Regions from separate parts of the Homo sapiens genome. Here region 2 is linked to region 1. The links are chromatin loops, found by intact Hi-C in ENCODE. Cell type or tissue: Caco-2. All regions are shown on one strand. Each heading gives the region's core, and the rest is flanking DNA. Links, peaks and the distances in the headings are about the cores only. Region 1 has its middle 34 kb from the start of UGT8. Region 2 overlaps LOC105377379 (a long non-coding RNA gene).

Region 1 (8,733 bases), core at 2,068-4,567:
ATCAAGACTCAGAGCTTTAACTATGAAAATGTTAATTAGCCAAATGTCTCCAATTCTCTACTGGGTTTTAAAGAGTATTTTATAATCTAAACATTTCCCACATCTTTCTCCCCACCTTCTGGTTTGTTACTACATGGTTTCATAAACAACCTTTTCAAATCGGTAATTTGAACTATTAGGTAACTTTTGAATTAGACAAAATTATTCTTTTCCTCACTAATAACATAACCTTTTCTGACACATTTGATATACAGAATTATGTATTAAGTAGAATTCATTTCCTTAGTAAACTAAAATTTTAGTGCAACCCTAAAAAGCAAGAAATCCTGAACCATCAGATATGGGCATTAATAGATAAGAATAAATCCACAATTTTAGAAACATGGTTCCCCATATCATAACCCTTTAACTGGAAATGATGCAGATATTAAATGAGCATCAAAATGTTTTAAGATTTTAATTTAAATAAAAAGTTTACCTAAAGTGTTATCCCATTCACTGTACTCAATTCTTTTACTTTTATCAGTTTATCTAGATTACTTCCGTAAACTGAGATATTAGACACTATCATTTAAAGTTAGTTACCTCCTTGTTAAACACATTTTTAGTAGTCTGTGAACATCAGGTGCTTACCTAAACCTAAGTAAGACCCTCAAAGTTAAATACATAGGTATTTTTGCCAATAACTCAGAAGATTTAGCTAACAGTAAATTTGTAAACCCTGAAAATGTGAGACAGGTCTCAGTTAATTTAGAAAGTTTATTTTTCCAAGGTTGAAGACGCATGCCCGTGACACAGCCTCAAGAGGCTTGGTTTTATACATTTTAGGGAGACGTGGCATCAGTCAACATATGTAAAATGGGACAGCTGGAACTGGGAAGGGGGCTTCCAAGTCACAGGTACTTGAGAGACAAATAGCTGCATTCTTTTGAGCTTCTCATTAGCCTTAGGAGATGGTGCAGGAAGAAGGTAATTTTTCCCTGAAGCCCAGCCATCTCTGGCCAGGCTCCCCTCCAAAACTGCACCATCTGAAGTTAGCCATCCTTATCCATAGTCTCCAATGTTCAGTTACCTCTCTGCTCACTGCTCAGTCACTTTTATCCCCGACATTCAGCAGTTTGTATCCCTGAGGCTCAGCTGCTTGTGTTGCTGTAGCTTTCTTCTGCCAGCTGGGCTGGTTTTTATGGGCACAGGATAGGGGGCAGGGTGGGTCAAAAAGGCAATCATTTGGAAAAATGGGGTCAGTTGCTTTCACTTAAGGCCTAGGTCCCAGGCTTGAGCGTGGAGTGTAGCCAGGAGCCCAGCCCTTCTGTATCAGGGTCAGCTGTTTTCACTTAGGGCTGAGGTTCCAGGTTTGAGGGTGGAGTTTGGCAAGGAGCCCTGCCTTCTGTATCAATGGAGGGAGGAAAACTTGCCTTCCTTGTTGGAAACAAGTAAAACTCAAAAAACAAACAAACAAAAAAGAGTTGTACAGCAAAATAAACATTAGATCTCAACCAAATTTTGGGAGAATAGGGATTCTCTGGAGGGGGTGCTTCCAGGCCTCGGCAAATTGTCCTGTTGGTTTGAGCCATAAGGTTAGCTCAAGATGGTACCAGGCACCCATAGATTTTTCAAAGGTCAGGGGCATCTCCACTCAGAATCTCTTCATAGTTACCAAATGAACCCTGAATATCTGAGACAGGTCCCAGTCAATTCAGAAAGTTTATTTTGCCATGGTTAAGGATGCATGCCTGTGCCACAGCCTCAGGAGGTCCTGACAACATGTGCCCAAGGTGGCTGGGGCACAGCTTGGTTTTATACATTTTAAGGAAACATGAGACATCAATCAGTAGTCGAAAAGGCAAGGCAACTGGAATCAAAGGCAGGACAACTCAAAGTAGGGAGGGGACTTCCAGGTCATAGGTAGATAAGAGACAAAGGGCTGCATTCTTTTGAGTTTCTAATTAGCCTTTTCAAAGGAGGCAATCAGATATGCATTTATCTCAGTGAGCAGAGGGCTAACTTTGAATAGAATGTGAGGCAGGTTTGCCCTAAGCAGTTGCCAGCTTGACTTTTCCCTTTAGCTCAGTGATTTTGGGGTTCCAAGGTTTATTTTCCTTTCACACTATCTTGCATATTAAGAGGTCCTTTCTTATTCTCACTCTTCCTCCAAAAAATAACCCCAAAAGCTAATACATAAACATTAAATACTCTATAAAGTACTCACGTTTTAAATATTTAACCCAGTTAGACCATAACAGCAGGGCAGGAACTGCATATTCTGTCTTATTTGCATTATAAAACTAGCACTTGGCACAGTACCTAGCATATAAGTGATTAAAATGTTTGCTGATCAAATGAAAGTCATATCTATCACTTGTTAAAATTCTCCAAATAAGAACTTAAAAAAAAAATTCACTTATATTTACAATTGCAGTGGTGTGGAAAATAATAGGAGCAGTAGCAGCAAAAACAACAATCTAGTAGTTTTAAACCTGAAAACAGAAAACTCACAAATTTCTTTATGGCATTTATTCTGGATAGAAAAAAGTATAGACATTCTAATTATCCATTGTAGATGTGAAAAGTTATGTTTCTGACTACCACTTTAGACACCTGAAAGCCCAAATTAGTTGCTAGCTAGGTGGATATCTGTTTCTCTCCCTCTATATGAGTATATAGAGAGATATATTGGCTACATTTTATATGTTTTAATAATATAGTCACTATATATCTAGCTAATCTATTTATATATGGCTATGTATTAGCTATGTTATAGGCATATATCCAGTTCTATATCTATCTATATGGCTATATTAGAATTGGAAATACTGTTTAAAGAAATCCATGTGATTGTATGAACAATAGATTTAAATATGAGAGTTTCTAAGCTTTAAACTTGTTTTTGTTAATTTATTTCTTTGCTGTTCTACCTCCTACTATTATTTATTTAGAAAATGATGACAAACAAGTGGAATATCACATATGTTAGCACAGTGATAAGAATCTTTCACAATAGATAACAGCTGTGGTTGGGAGACTGGCCCAACTTTAGTTTCTGAATATATCACTTAATAGCTGTATGTATGACCTGGTGTGGGTCAATGTCCACTCAGAAGAGACTGCTCCTATGCATGAAGTTGTTAATTAGGTCAGAACAAACAGTGATTCATTGACATTGAGGACCTTAGGGGAGGGTTCCTGCGGGAGTGGGACCTGGCTCTCTGAGGAGAGGAGCTTGATAAAGCTGATTCTGCAAGTGTTGGAAAACCACAAACTACATTCTTATGCAATTACAAAAAGGACTTCTGCTGCTTCAGTGGGGAACTATGCCCAGCTAATATATGCCCAGTGGGAGCACGACCAGATAAGAAGAATACAGGAAACCCACGGGAAGCAGCCTGGAAAGTCTCCTGTCTTCCACCTCCTGCCTTGCAGTCACCCTCTTGCATCCCCTCTTGGCAGAGCCTAGCATAGATCCAGCTAGAAAAGCAGAAATGTGGCTTTCCAGCCTTAGAATTTCAAAGCCAGCTGAGGAGAGAAAGGTATTTTGAAGCTGGGATATAGGTTAATAATTAGTGCAGGTAGCATAGTGACAAGAAGTATATTGCATGGAAGATAAGAGCTGGGACTGGTAGATTGCTTAAATTTAGCACCTGACCCCAACATTTAATAGCTATATGACCTTTGGCTACTTATGCTTGATAAAATCAATTGGCCCCAGGTATAATATGGGAACAATGTCAACATCATGAAGTTGCTGTGAGAAGTAAATTTGATAACGAAGTAAACTGCTTAGCGTGCTGCCAGGCATAGCAGTATGTAACAAATGTTAACAGCTACACATTTTATTTGCTTCATATAGCAAGACAGTGACTTGATTATTTAAGTAAAATCTTTTGATTATATTGTAGCTCAGTTCTCAATTTCTGAACTAGAAAGTATTGGATTTTCAGTAACATGCCTGGAAATTAATATGCACATTTCAAACAACAGGAATTTGAAAGTCAACTATCATTCATTTATTCATCATTTTCCCATTATGTACATATATTTTTCATTATATAATTTACAGTTTAGCTTAAGGATGCAAACAACTAAGCAATTACATTAAAGCAGCATAAGGGCCACACTAGGAGAAGTATAAGGATATAGTAGAGATGAACAACCAACCCTGAGAAGAGCTCAGAGGATATTTTCTGAAGGAAAGAGAACTAAAGTGAGTCAGGCAAAGTTTGCAAGAAGAGAGGCATACTACTTACCTTTTAAAATTAAAAACGAAGAATTTACAAATGAAGGTTTGGCAACATTAGTGACAATGGAGAAGCTGATATTCAAGGAACATATTAAAGATCTTCATATTGCACAGTGAGAATGTTTAGTCCCATCTCTTGAAATGACTAGGACAATCTCATATGCTTCTTTTCAGTCCCTCTCAATAACTCAGTGGGGTGCTGAGTCAAGACTCAATATACACATGTTGAGAAGTACAGTTCTATAGTTTTGCATTGTTGTGGCTCAGGTCTGTCTGGTTAATTAATATCTGTTTCACATTGAGCTAAACACCTTGACATATTGGAACAGAGATTACAAAGTGAGAAAGGAAAAGAATAGTATGCTGTTAATCATGTGTGTGTGTATTATATACTTTCAAAATCCTTTCACACACATATATATATGTCATATATAATATATAAGCTATATATACTATATATAGCATTTTCACCAATAGCTGGGCATTCCTACCTACAAGACTGAAGGAGTGATGCTTCAAACCCATTGCATCATTTTTTATCCCTCTTTTTTTTTTTTTGGCTTTCTACATCCATTGTGTTACAGAGATGAAAGAACTATTATTATGAACATATCAGCAGAGTTATCATTTCAGTGTGAAAGGACTCTAGATGTTCCTGACTTCTATTTACAATTGAAATAACAACTTAATTATAAAAGATAAATTAAATTTTTGTATGTAATTTGCATACATGATTATTTGTTGGGTAACATCATTGGCCAGGAAACATAGCCTCTTAGTTCAATTCCAGACCTGCTTTTAATTATCTCGCATTCTCTGAGCCAATAAGGAAAACTTTGGCCTAGACTACTATTTCTTTGTACATGTGAGATTTATCATCAGGCTGCCTTCAATGATTCTACAAATGACTCCTGAGACAAGGCTTTCAAAGCTATTTGGTCTTCCCTGGGGAACCGGTACCTTGCATGATATCATCATTAAATAAGAAAATGCATCCATATGTACCTGAGAAATAATGATAACATAATGATGATAATTCTTTACACTTTGTGTAATCAAACTGTATTAAGAAAAGAAAAATGATGAGGCTAAAGTGATTAAAACAATGTAATACAGGTACAAGATAAGCAAAGATACTAGTGCAACAGAAGAAAGTGTCCAGATTTAGAACCACACACTAACCTAATTCAGGTAAAAACTACTATTGCGATAAAATAGAGTCTGCAAAATAAATGCTTAATCAATTGGCTATTTCTTAAAAGCAGTTATTATGTATTTCCTCCTTCTATTCTGCTTTGGTGTAAAAGTCTTGATGTAGCTCAGGTATTTCAAGTCATCAGGATTGACAGTAAATCTTCATATTTCTTCCTTGAGTAGTTCTCACCACCTGAAATGGCTGTTGAGAAGTAACTGAGCAGATATTTGCCTTTCTAAACATGAATATTACTTTATTATATACATATAGAGGAAGAGAGTAAAGTTATAAATTTGTGACTCTTCATTTCCTCTGGATTATTTAATTTTTTCCTAAAATGGGAGAGTGCTAAGAATAGTAATCATAATCGCAGCTTATGGAATTTTTGTGCAAGGCAATGTGTTTGGACTTCATACGTGAAATCTCATTCAGTGACAATTTAACTGGTAAACTTAAAAAAATAATTAAACAGGTTTTAAAAAGGGGCAAGAGAGTATTTTTATAATATTTTCTAACATGAAAGGAAGAATGCCAAAATATAAATGTGTCTATATGTGTGTGTAGTATGTGTTGAGAAGAAACTAGCTTTGGGGTGAATAATTGGAAAACACAGAGATTCTTGATGTCAATTTTAGCAGAGACAGTATACAATTGCAAAATAGGGCTGCTCATAGCAAATACAGAAAATCCATAAATTGTTCATTAATCAAATGGAGAAAAAGACTCAAGAAGAATAAATGCTTTTTTCTAAAGTTGTACAAGTAGAGAGAACGCAGAGAGAGGGTGCTTATCTTCCAGGCCAGATCAGGTCAATAAATAAGCATGTGCTAAACATCTTCCTTGCTAAATGTCAGAGTAAGATGAAGTTTTTCAGAAATGTTCAATTTAGTAGAGTTTCCAACTCTACATAGACTTCTACCATATTAAGAGAAGTAATGTGTAGGCAAGGCACAAACTTAGGGTCCTCGTGATTAAAAATACATCTATGCCCAGAGTGACGTGCTGTGTTATATATATGTGCATGTGTGTATGCGTGTGTGTGTTAAATTACAATATAAATAGGAAAGTTAAAATAACTTTTTTTTGGAAAAACAAAGTAGGAAAATGCAACAGGCCAAAGGCAAACAATCTGTTATGGAAACATCTTACACTGGGGTACAATAAATATTCATCAAATTAATATAAACATAATACACTAAGATCCTATGTCAGTTATACTTTCAAAATATCTGATCATCCTTCACTATTTTATATTTGCCTGTTATTGTCATATATTTAAGTTAAAAAGAAGAGTAACTCCACATCTGGGAGGCATACTCACTGATACTAACTTTCTTTGTGGACTGATTTCCCTTCTTTTAAGTGTAGTTAAAATCAAATTCAACTATTTTGTTACGAAAACTACACTACTGCTCCTCCGGGGTAATTTTCATAAATACTACTTATATGACTCCTAAGTGAACATCTAAAGTTCTAAATAACTTTATGGTTTTCTAATTACTTACTTCGGTAATTAAGACATTTACACGGCAGAGCAAACTACTTAACTTGTGAAGGGCTGTGCCAACTACGATGGCTATATAATCTATAACGTTTTTGTTGTTGCTACTAATGTGTGGGCCAAGTCCATGCTCAGATATGCAATTGTGGATCTATGTAATCTATATTGCTTCTAAAAACCTAGGTAATTATTTTATATTATGAAGTTTCTCATGTAGGAGTATATCTTTGAATATGACAGTAGCGGGCCTAATGAAAAATATAGGGTCTATTATGACACATTTAAGTAGGCTACTTCCCCATAAGCTGAATTTCCCAACACTTTAAGTCAATAGGAAGATTACATTTGCTACCAGGTAATAATCATAAAATCATAATAAATTTCTATTTTCAAGCAAGTGTTCTTCAATCTATTACTTACTTAAGATTGACTGCAACTCAGTTATCCAATAGCATTTATCAAGTGCCTATTATGTTCTGAGCACTTAGGAGAAATGTCTGTAATAACTATCTTACTTCAAAGATACAGTTTTAAATATATATATTTTATGCTAAGCTGATATGTTTGAGGCTAGTATTAAAATTAGTTTCTTTTGAAGGTAACTATACACATACAAACTGATTTTAAACATAATTTCTAATATAACTGCATAAAATAATATTGCCCTTCAGGTAGATTTCGGGATGTCCTTCCTGTCTGTTCTCAAAGTAGGTTTAGAATATTCCACTTGGAATTGTTTCTAGAATATGTTAACAAGCCATAATAAGCATATAAGATGTTTCTTAGTAGTCACTATTTTTGGACCAAAATATTGCCATACACAGCTTGACTACCTATCCAATTCTCCGGGCTTGGCTCAAAATAGCATTTATGTATTTCCAATAAGCAAATTTATTCACGAAAGACAAAGATTTCTTATTACTAAAATTAGTCCTAAGAGCTATGCCATAGGCTAATGGCAATGCTTTAAGATTAGTTCTTAGCCTGGCACGGTGGCTCACGCCTGTAATCCTAGCAATTTGGGAGGCCAAGGCGGGTGGATCACCTGAGGTCAGGAGTTCGAGACGAACCTGGTGAAACCCTGTCTCTACTAAAAATATGAAAATTAGCTGGTTGTGGTGGTGGGCACCTGTAATCCCAGCTACTCAGGAGGCTGAGGCAGGAGAATCACTTGAACCTGGGAGGCGGAGGTTGCAGCAAGCCAAGATCGTGCCACTGCACGCACTCCAGCCTGGGCGACAGAGCGAGACTCCGTCTTAAAAAAGAAGAAGAAGAAAAAAAGATTAGTTCTGGCTTTCTTTGACCAGTGGCTACTTTGGAAGTATTCAGTTTCTCAAGGTAAGTACTTTATAGGAAAACATTCATGTGTATGTCTAAGTTCTGGTATTTTTGTTAAAATGATGTTTCATTAATTTATATTACTTGATATAGGCATTGAGAGTTAAAATGTAATGATTATCTCTGCCATTTCACAGCTCTTACTGCCACTTCACCCAAGCTTTAACAAAATCATCTGAAGGTAAGCATTAAAGCAATAATGGATTTTCAGGTATTTTTACTAATTAATGAAATCAAGGCCAACAAATATCTACTGTCTATATCACAGTAATTACAGAGACTATCTTTTGTGATGTTATAGGCACTAATGGTTTCTTTTCCAAGAGTTATTTTTCTTCCATCACTGTTAATAGAATCTCGATTTTGTTCAGGCATGATGTGCCAGCCCTAGTGGGTGTATTTCAACTGTCTGGGTACATCATAGCAGTACGCTTCCTTCATGTCAGTTATTGTACTCTATAA
Region 2 (8,733 bases), core at 2,770-5,269, 85 kb before region 1:
GCAGGCCATTATATTAACAGTTAAAATTTTCCTCTAAAGAAAACAAGAAACTTGAACAGTTTTACTGGTCATCCAAAATTTCCAAGAGCAAATCATTCAATTCTTAAAAAAACTTCTAAGAATAGAAAAAGTAGAAAACTTTCTCTCATTTTATGATGTTTAATAATTTCACAACAGGAATAGTATGATAAGCAAAACTTAAAAGTTCTTTTCACTCATGAATAAAGATGTCAAATCCCTCAAATTACCAATAAACACAAACCAACACTGCATATAAAAAAGAGACATTATGATCAAATTAGTTTTATGCCAGAAAAAGGCAAATATGGTTTAATATTATAAAATCCAAAAAATTTATTCACTACATTTACACTTTAATATTATCATATCAATAGATGTAAATGCACAGATGTAATAAAATTATAATTTAATATTCCAGCCTCAGAATAACAACAAACAAAAACAAAAAATCTAACTACTTGATATCTTAAAAACATGCTCACTAAAATCTTGGATCAAAGATATTTAAAAATCATAAACTATAAAAAAAATCAAAATGAAAATACTGCATAGTTAATAATGTGATGAAAGCTTTATTTAGAGGTAAATTAATACACACACATACACACAACACACACATCTAGACCAACTTAAATATCTAGACAGTTACAGGTTAACAATATTTGTTAGCTTTACCTTGAAAAATAGCACACATTATTTATAATAGAAAGGTGATGTTAGAATAATAGCATTTTTCTAAAAGTCGTATTCAGTCTATAAACTTTGTAGAAGAATCACAGTGGCACTCAGCTATTTGTCTGTAAAAAAAAGCTGAAACAAATCCAATTTTAAAAATTAAAAAATAAAAAATAAAAGCAATGAAAGTAGGTTAGTCAGATATGCTTATTTTAACATATCTTTCTGTATTGTTTAGCTAGACAATTGAACAAAATATTTCTATTTTTTGACTAAATTACTGTGAGAAAGCCAAGTAATGCCTTTCAGGAGGCATTACCGTGTAATTAATTAACTTTAACAAATTATGATCGAATCATTAACCTCGTGAACTGTAAGGTCAGATAGTCTTCATACAATTTTGGAGGAAAAACCCTAAAGAGAAAGATTTCTTTTCTTATGCTACTATGTAGAAATAAACTACTAAGGAAATACAAGAAAAAAGAAATATTTTTCACCAGGTTTTTCTTGGACAGCCAACTAAAAGCATAATTTGAAAATGATAATTCTAAAATTCAATCACTGTTGTTATTTTTTTTTTTTTTTTTTTTGACTCGAGTCTCTCTGTCACCCAGGCTGGAGCGCAGCGGCGCCATCTTGGCACACTGCAACCTCTGCCTCCCGAGTTGAAGCGATTCTCCTGTCTCAGCCTCCCAAGCAGCTGAGATTACTGGTGCCTGCTACCAACCCCGGCTAAGTTTTGTATTTTTAGAAGAGACGAGCTCCTAATGCAGGAACAGAAAACCAAAGTTTCACCATGTTGGCCAGGCTGGTCTCAAACTCCTGATCACAGGTGATCCGCCTGCCTCAACCTCCCAAGGTGCTAGGATTAGAGGCGTGAGCCACCACACCCAGCTGGATGTGATTTTTTTTTTTAAGTAATTCTGGTATAATCTGACTATTTTATGTGTTAATTCTCTCACTTCGTTGTCGCAAGTGCTAAGAGAGCAAATGAAATATGGGCACATCAGATAACTTCTATTTAGTATTCTATCATATCTACTCACTTAAAATTAAGTGGAAACACCCATACTTGTTTTAAATTCTGATTCAAAGTGATGAGGATTTCGGAAATAGTAGGAATGACATGGACATAGGCCACTCTCAAGCAGGCTTGAGGTCTGATCCAAGACCTGAGATTTCTTTTCCAAACACGTAACTTTATTCAATCATATAATCTTACTTAGATCTTCCCCATGTTAAGGCTCAGATCTTCCCCTTAGTGAGTGAATAAATGTAACCCAAGTGTGTAAGGCTTCTTGTGAAGATCAGTTAAGTCAACTATAGTTTATTAAGTTTCTTCTATGTTGTAGACAGGTTAACATGAAATAGTATGTTAGATACTCTTGGCATATAGTAGGTGTTTTATACATAGAAATTAGGAAATGATAATGTTGTTTTGTTCTAGTAATGTCCTGCCATTGTAAGGGTAGAATGCAAATTCATGTTTAAGGAGGAAACAAACAGTAATTTTTCACAGCTATTATTTGCCAATTCTTTAAAAAATAAAAATAAATACATTAGATTGTTAAAGCAATTGTCTAACAAAAACCTAATTTAAAAAATAAAATCCCTTGGGTACACTAACATCTCAGACTTTACCACTATACAATTCATCTATGAAACCAAAAAAGTATTTGTACTCCAAAAGCTATTGAAATATAAAATATTAATTTACAAAATAAAATCCCATCTCCATTTTTGTGTTTAATTAGAATCATATGGTTGATGATTTTGTAAGACATACAAAAGAAAATATTTCCTTGTTTAAGTAAGTTTAGCCTATTAATGCACTTAATTAGAAAATTTTTTATTATTTCAACTACTCTCAAAATTTGCTGACACAATTTTCATTCACTTTGTGATTTTAGACACTTACAAGCACAATGTTGGAAAATAGTTCTTTGCTTTAGGATTGAGATCATGAAAATGAACTGCTAAGCTTTTTATTTTCTTCTTTTTTGATGGGAGAATAACCAAAAAATTATCAAAACTCAGGCTTAATTGTATAGAAAGCAATTATTATATTACACATTTATCCCTTATTACCAGGTAAGTTTTAAACTTCTCTTGTATATTCTTTCTTTTTTTAAAAAATTCATATATATATGAATTCTATATATGAATTATTATTATATATTATATATTATTATTATATATGAATTCATATCTATATATTGACATGGGGTCTCACTGTGTTGCCCAGGCTGGAGTGCAGTGGCGGGATCTCAGCTTACTGCAATCTCTGCCTCCCAGGCTCAGGAGATCCTCCTACCTCAGCCTCCCTAGTAGCTGGGACCACAGACGTGCACCACCAAGCCAGGCTAATTTTTTTGTATTTTTGTAAACAGAATTTTGCCATGTTGCTCAAGCTGGTCTCGAACTCCTGACCTCAAATGATCTGCCCACCTCAGTCTCCCAAAGTGCTGGGATTACAGGCATGAGCCACTGTACCCCAGCCTGTATTGCATATTCTTGATATTTGCAGGTAAACCACATCATTTATGAATTTTGATGTATGCATATGACAGAAAAATTAAAAACAAACAAAAGTGGTTTAAACAACATATACGTTTATCTTATTTTATACAAAAGAAATCCAGATTTGGCCAGTGGAAGCATATCCACAGTGTGATTAGAGGCCAGGCTTTCTTCTTTCTCCTCTGTAGCCCTTGCACATGGTTTCTTCAAGGTTACTTCATGGTATTAGATGGATTCTGAAGCTCCTGAAATCACTTTCATGACAGCACAAAAATAAGAATAAAGAAGAGAAAAGCAAAATGGGGACTTTCTGGAGATACAACACAGTGCTTAATATTTCATTGAACAAAAGTCATCTGGCCACAGAAAGCTGCAAGAGAGTCTTTTATTCTAGGTATCAATGTATTTAATGAAACCTGAGTTCTGATACTAGTATTTTTTGGAATAAGGTAGCTCTTCCTCCCACTATTTGGCATGATTTGGTTTTTTTCAGTCCTGTAGAAATTCTTTGAAACCTGTATGCTGTGATTAGTGATGGAAAATACACTGCAAAAAGTTTCAGATAGATGCAGATTAAGGCCATTTTATAGATTTGGTTAGAAGAAAACAAGAAAGTTCTTCTCTGACTGTTTCTGTTTCCTCATTAGAATATGACTGCCCATGTAGAATGCCCACTTAAAGCTCATGATGTTCCCTTTAAGTAAAAACCAGTCAGCTTACTCATATGATATTTCTTTCCAGCCACAGAAGTTTCTTCTGTCTTCATGTTAGAAGGTGAATTACTCATTAAAAATTTGGTTTGTCAGAGAATTACCATAGAAAGTGGCAGATGTAGAGAAATTGAGGATATTTGCAAACAAGTTTTTTTAATGAGTGATGGTAGTGTGGAACCATATAATCTAATGTGGTTTAAAAGGAAAACTAATATACAAGGAGACAGTATGGTAATGAGAAAATCGCGAGGTCAAGGAATTGGTCCTCAATGAAGTTGAGGAATTATTTCAGCAATGGTACTTTTGCAAGTGAGATAGAAAAGTAAAAGACAATCGTTGTAAAGCAATATGGTTGAAATACAGATGCTGTAGTTGACATAGTTTCTAGAAGAGAAGCATCTAGAATGTTGTTGGGTTCAGTCAGGCTGGTAGGGAAAATATTAGAGATAGTTACAGAGATAGACACAAATCTTGGAAGGCCAAGAAGTTTGCATAACTTTGGTAACAGATATGGTTGAAGACAACCTGATCTTAACCTTTAGTTAAATAAAGTAGAGTAGTAACAAAGGAATGTGGGGTAGTTAACTAGCTAGCTTGTTTACTCATGTGGTCTTAAGACTAACCTTTGATGTACCACAGGTGCTTAAGTGCTTTTTACTCGGGAAGTCCACAATGTCAATTACCCTCTAATGGTGTTGACTCAAGCCTTTGTGAATTAATCTTACTGAATAAATGTGAGTCTCATCAGCTGATTGGGCCATAGTTGCAACTGTTCACAATACTCAGCAGGGAATTTGTAAATGGCTTGGACACTCAGCTGAACTGGCAAAACAGATTATCTGTGTGTCAGTGTACTTTATTCATCCGTCGCTGGGTCAGGGTCTGCAGGCAGACCCCGGCAGCTGGTGCCCCTGTGTGAGGAGTGCTACCACAGGATTTGACCACGGGGATGATTTGTTGAGATGGAGATGGCAGTAAATGTTATTTAAAATGAAGAGGGCAAACCATGCATTATCAGCCTGTTGAATAGGTCTTCCTCTTGGATTTTGAATTCAATAAAAATGCTGATAGACAGGTAGATGTAGAAAACAAAATTGGTGGATCAGCAATTATAAAGTCAGATTGGGTAGAACTGGCTAGTGCGGAAGAACAAAAGAAAACCTCTGCTTGAGAAGGCTACAAAGAAGGCAATCTCCTCAGATCCTCAGAAGATTCTGAAGTGTCAGTTGGGACAAAGGAACTGGAGGGAATTTACAGAGAAGACAGAATATACGGGAACATACTGATCGTAGAACAGTATTTCAAGGACGTGATAGGGTTTGGAGAAGAATGGTGGGAACAGAAGAGGATATCGTTTTCTAGGCATCAATCTACATTGAGTTTGTAAAAACACTGATATCTGTAGTTTTTAGAACAGCAATACCACACAAAAAGAGAAACACAGAACTCATTACATTGTTCCGAGGAACCATCGATATGTGTGTGTCCATTAGTCCCCCAACAGAGTGGAAGGGTTTATAAGGTAGGGAAGCATTGATGGAAGGGAGTAAATAGAAGAATATCGAAAGAAGTATGAAGATGAGAGTGTAGGTGCTACTGGATGATCATAGTGGCAGTGATGATATAAATGGTGATGGGAAACAAGACAGAAACAATTATTTGTAGGAGGTGGGCATTCTGCATCAGGGTCTAGCTTTGTCATCTGATCTGTCGTTGGCACTGATAACTTCTGCTTAATACTTTCAAGCACATTCTCTTTCCTTATTTTGTTATCAAAAGATTCTCCAAAATATTATATTTGACATTTCTGTTCTAATCTTACTATAACATAGTGGTTAAGATTTCAGTTTTCAGAACCAAAAAGATCTGGGTTTGTATCATAATTCTTCTATTTATTGGCTATGTGACCTTGTCATGTTGCTTTACCTCCAGACAGTAATATGGGGATAATATCACCTACCTCATAACTTTATCCTGAAAGTCGTTGTGAAATGCCAAGCACAAAATGTGGTATACAGTAGTTGGTCATGTTAATTTTTATTAGCTGTTACTATTCTAGCCTAAGCCCTTTTTATGTTGATATCTCAGCAAGCTATTTGAATTATCTGCTTCTATACATTATTACTTGATTCCCAAAATTCCTCTCAGATTACTTTTCTAAAATTTTGCTTTCATTTTATCACTCTCCTGGTTCTGGTAGTGGAATAATTTACTGATATTGTGTCCGGAATTGTTGGGTTCTTGGTCTCGCTGACTTCAAGAATGAAGCCGCAGCCCCTTGCAGTGAGTGTTACAGTTCTTAAAGACGGTGTGTCTGGAGTTTGTTCCTTCACATGTTCAGATGTGTCCGGAGTTTCTTCCTTCTGGTGGGTTCACGGTCTCGCTGGCTTCACGAGTGAAGCTGTAGACCTTCGTGGTGAGTGTTACAGCTCATAAAGGTGGCGTGGACACAAACAGTGAGCAGCAGCAAGATTTATTGCAAAGAGCAGAAGAACAAAGCTTCCACAGCGTGGAAAGGGACCCGAGCGAGTTGCTGCTGCTGGCTTGGGTGGCCTGCTTTTATTCCCTTATCTGGCCCCACCTACATCCTGCTGATTGGTCCATTTTACAGAGAGCTGATTGGTCCATTTTACAGAGTTGATTGGTCCGTTTTGACAGAGCACTGACTGGTGCATTTACAAACCTTTAGCTAGACACAGAGTGCTGATTGGTGTGTTTACAAACCCTTAGCTAGACAGAAAAGTTCTCCAGGTCCCTCCCCAACCCAGAAGCCCAGCTGGCTTCACCTCTCAATGGCACTCGCTGTGGGACTTTGCGGCATCTAGCCCAGGCACTCCGGCAGCCCAAAGGGAGCTCATCCCCCAGTCAAGCCCAGTAGGCGCCGGCCGGCTGCGCCCAGTGCAGGGCCCGCTGAGCCTGCACCCATCCGGAACCCAGCTCCCCGGCTCCTGCCCGCGCCTCTCCCTCCACACCTCCTGGCAAGCAGATGGAGCCAGCTCTGGTCTCGGCCAGTCCCAGAGAGGGTCCCCCACAGTGTAGCGGCGGGCTGAAGGGCTCCTTGAGTGCAGCCAGAGCGGATGCCGAAGCCAAGGAGATGCTGAGAATGAGCGAGGGCTGCTAGCATGTTGTCACCTCTCAATATCTCCTGCCTGAAATCCAGAATTCAGATCTGTGTTTCCTGGAGATGCTCAGCGTACTGAAAATAGTAAATAATTTGGAACCAAAAAGAACTGGATTCCAAGCCAGGCTTGACTGCTTACTAGTTGTTGTGCCTTTGGTATTTCTAATATTTATAAGCATTAATTTCCTCACCTACAAAATTGGGATAAACATTGAATTTCTACAGCCTGTAGTGATGTTTAAATAAAATAATATAAAATGCTTGGCACATATTAGACAGAAAAAAAACATTATATTTCTATAACTTGCCCCTATTCGTATCCAAATTTAACATAAATGGATTTAGACCTTTCCAAAACATCTTTACATAAACATGATTAGATTATTCCATTGTACTATAAGAGTTTATGTATTTCTCTCATTTATTGGCTTAAAAGTTATTTTTAGAAGTAATTTATGATTTTTGTTTTCTTTACCCCATTTTGAAAGCTCTTGTATCCAACCTAGTGTGTGGTGTCTGGTAAGAAATTAGTAAATACATAAATATTTCTTGATTGGATGAATACACAACTTTTCCCTGTAAATGGGAGAAAATATATAACTTCTTTCTCAACCCCTTAAGTGCATAGTGGGAACACTTCTGTAACAAAAGACAGATTAACAAGAGAAAAACAGACATTTTTATCTATCTGTGCAGTGTACACCACACGGGAGAAACCTCAGTTCAAAAGTTTCTCATAATATGATGGCTTAGGGTTCCTGCTTATATAGCATATCTAACAAAGAACAATCAATTTAGAAGTGTTAAGACAGAAATAACAAGTAGCTTTAGGGTCCCAAATGTGGGAAAAGCTGCATAAAAATAGTCAAAGTCTGTTCCCAAATTCCTTTGACTCTGCTGGTGCCACCTCTGGGCTGATAAGCAAGCGAGAACTTATATCTCCATCTACATGTGGAAAGAGAAGGCAGAGCCCCCCTGCATCTTTTTTATAGGAATGTTTATAGCCTGCCATAGGTAAGAAAGGGAAAGTCAGTCTTTTCTGTAACTGCTGCTTCCCAATTGCAGTAAGCTTAAAACTATGTATGTCAAAGAGGTGTATTTTGGGGTGAAATATTCTCCTTTTCTTCACTTGCAAAAATCACTATGAAGTTTTAACATTCTCATTTTACTAAAATAAATAATATATAACAATCAGTATCAGAATGATTAAATTTAGCATAATTTTTTTTATTCCATGAATTCTCAGAATTAAGCTGGAGGACTTTATCCTTAGCAAACCAATGCAGGAACAGAAAACCAAATGCTGCGTGTTCTCACAAATGAATTGGATCTAATGATGAGAACACATGGACACAAAGGTAGGAACAACACACACTAGAGCCTATCAGAGGGTGGATGGTGAGAGGAGGGAGAGGGTCAGGAAAATAACAAATGGGTACTAGGATTAATATACCTGGGTGACAAAATAATCTGTACAACAAACCCCCATGACACAAATTTACCTATATAACAAACCTGCACATGTACCCTTGAACTTAAAAGTTAAACAAAACAAAGAAACAGAAAAAAAAACTATTTTAAGCTCTACTGGAGTCATTTGTATGAAAAACAAAGAAAAGGAGAAAAGATAAAATAATTTGCAACTAACTGTGTTATCTAGAACAAGTGCCACCCTACTGATTG

What was found. Peaks named below come from ENCODE experiments on the same cell type or tissue, not always from the same donor. Only the 100,000 strongest peaks of a DNase experiment are listed, where the experiment ranks them.
Region 2: it touches region 1 in a loop (8-fold over the local background); 1 of 110 quality-filtered maps calls a loop at or near these places.

What each region holds. Positions count from the first base shown.
Region 1 is chr4:114,560,463-114,569,195 of GRCh38, forward strand. No RefSeq gene overlaps it. Among named protein-coding and RNA genes, the nearest start is that of UGT8, 34 kb to the right of the region's middle. RefSeq lists an enhancer at 1,509-2,352. In Caco-2, for the core only: no CTCF peak of the experiment used is centred there; a DNase peak (open chromatin) is centred at 3,169.
Region 2 is chr4:114,475,171-114,483,903 of GRCh38, forward strand. It overlaps LOC105377379 (a long non-coding RNA gene), which reads left to right. Exons shown (of 5, transcript XR_001741520.3): 3 at 8,297-8,408. Among named protein-coding and RNA genes, the nearest start is that of UGT8, 120 kb to the right of the region's middle. In Caco-2, for the core only: no CTCF peak of the experiment used is centred there; no DNase peak of the experiment used is centred there.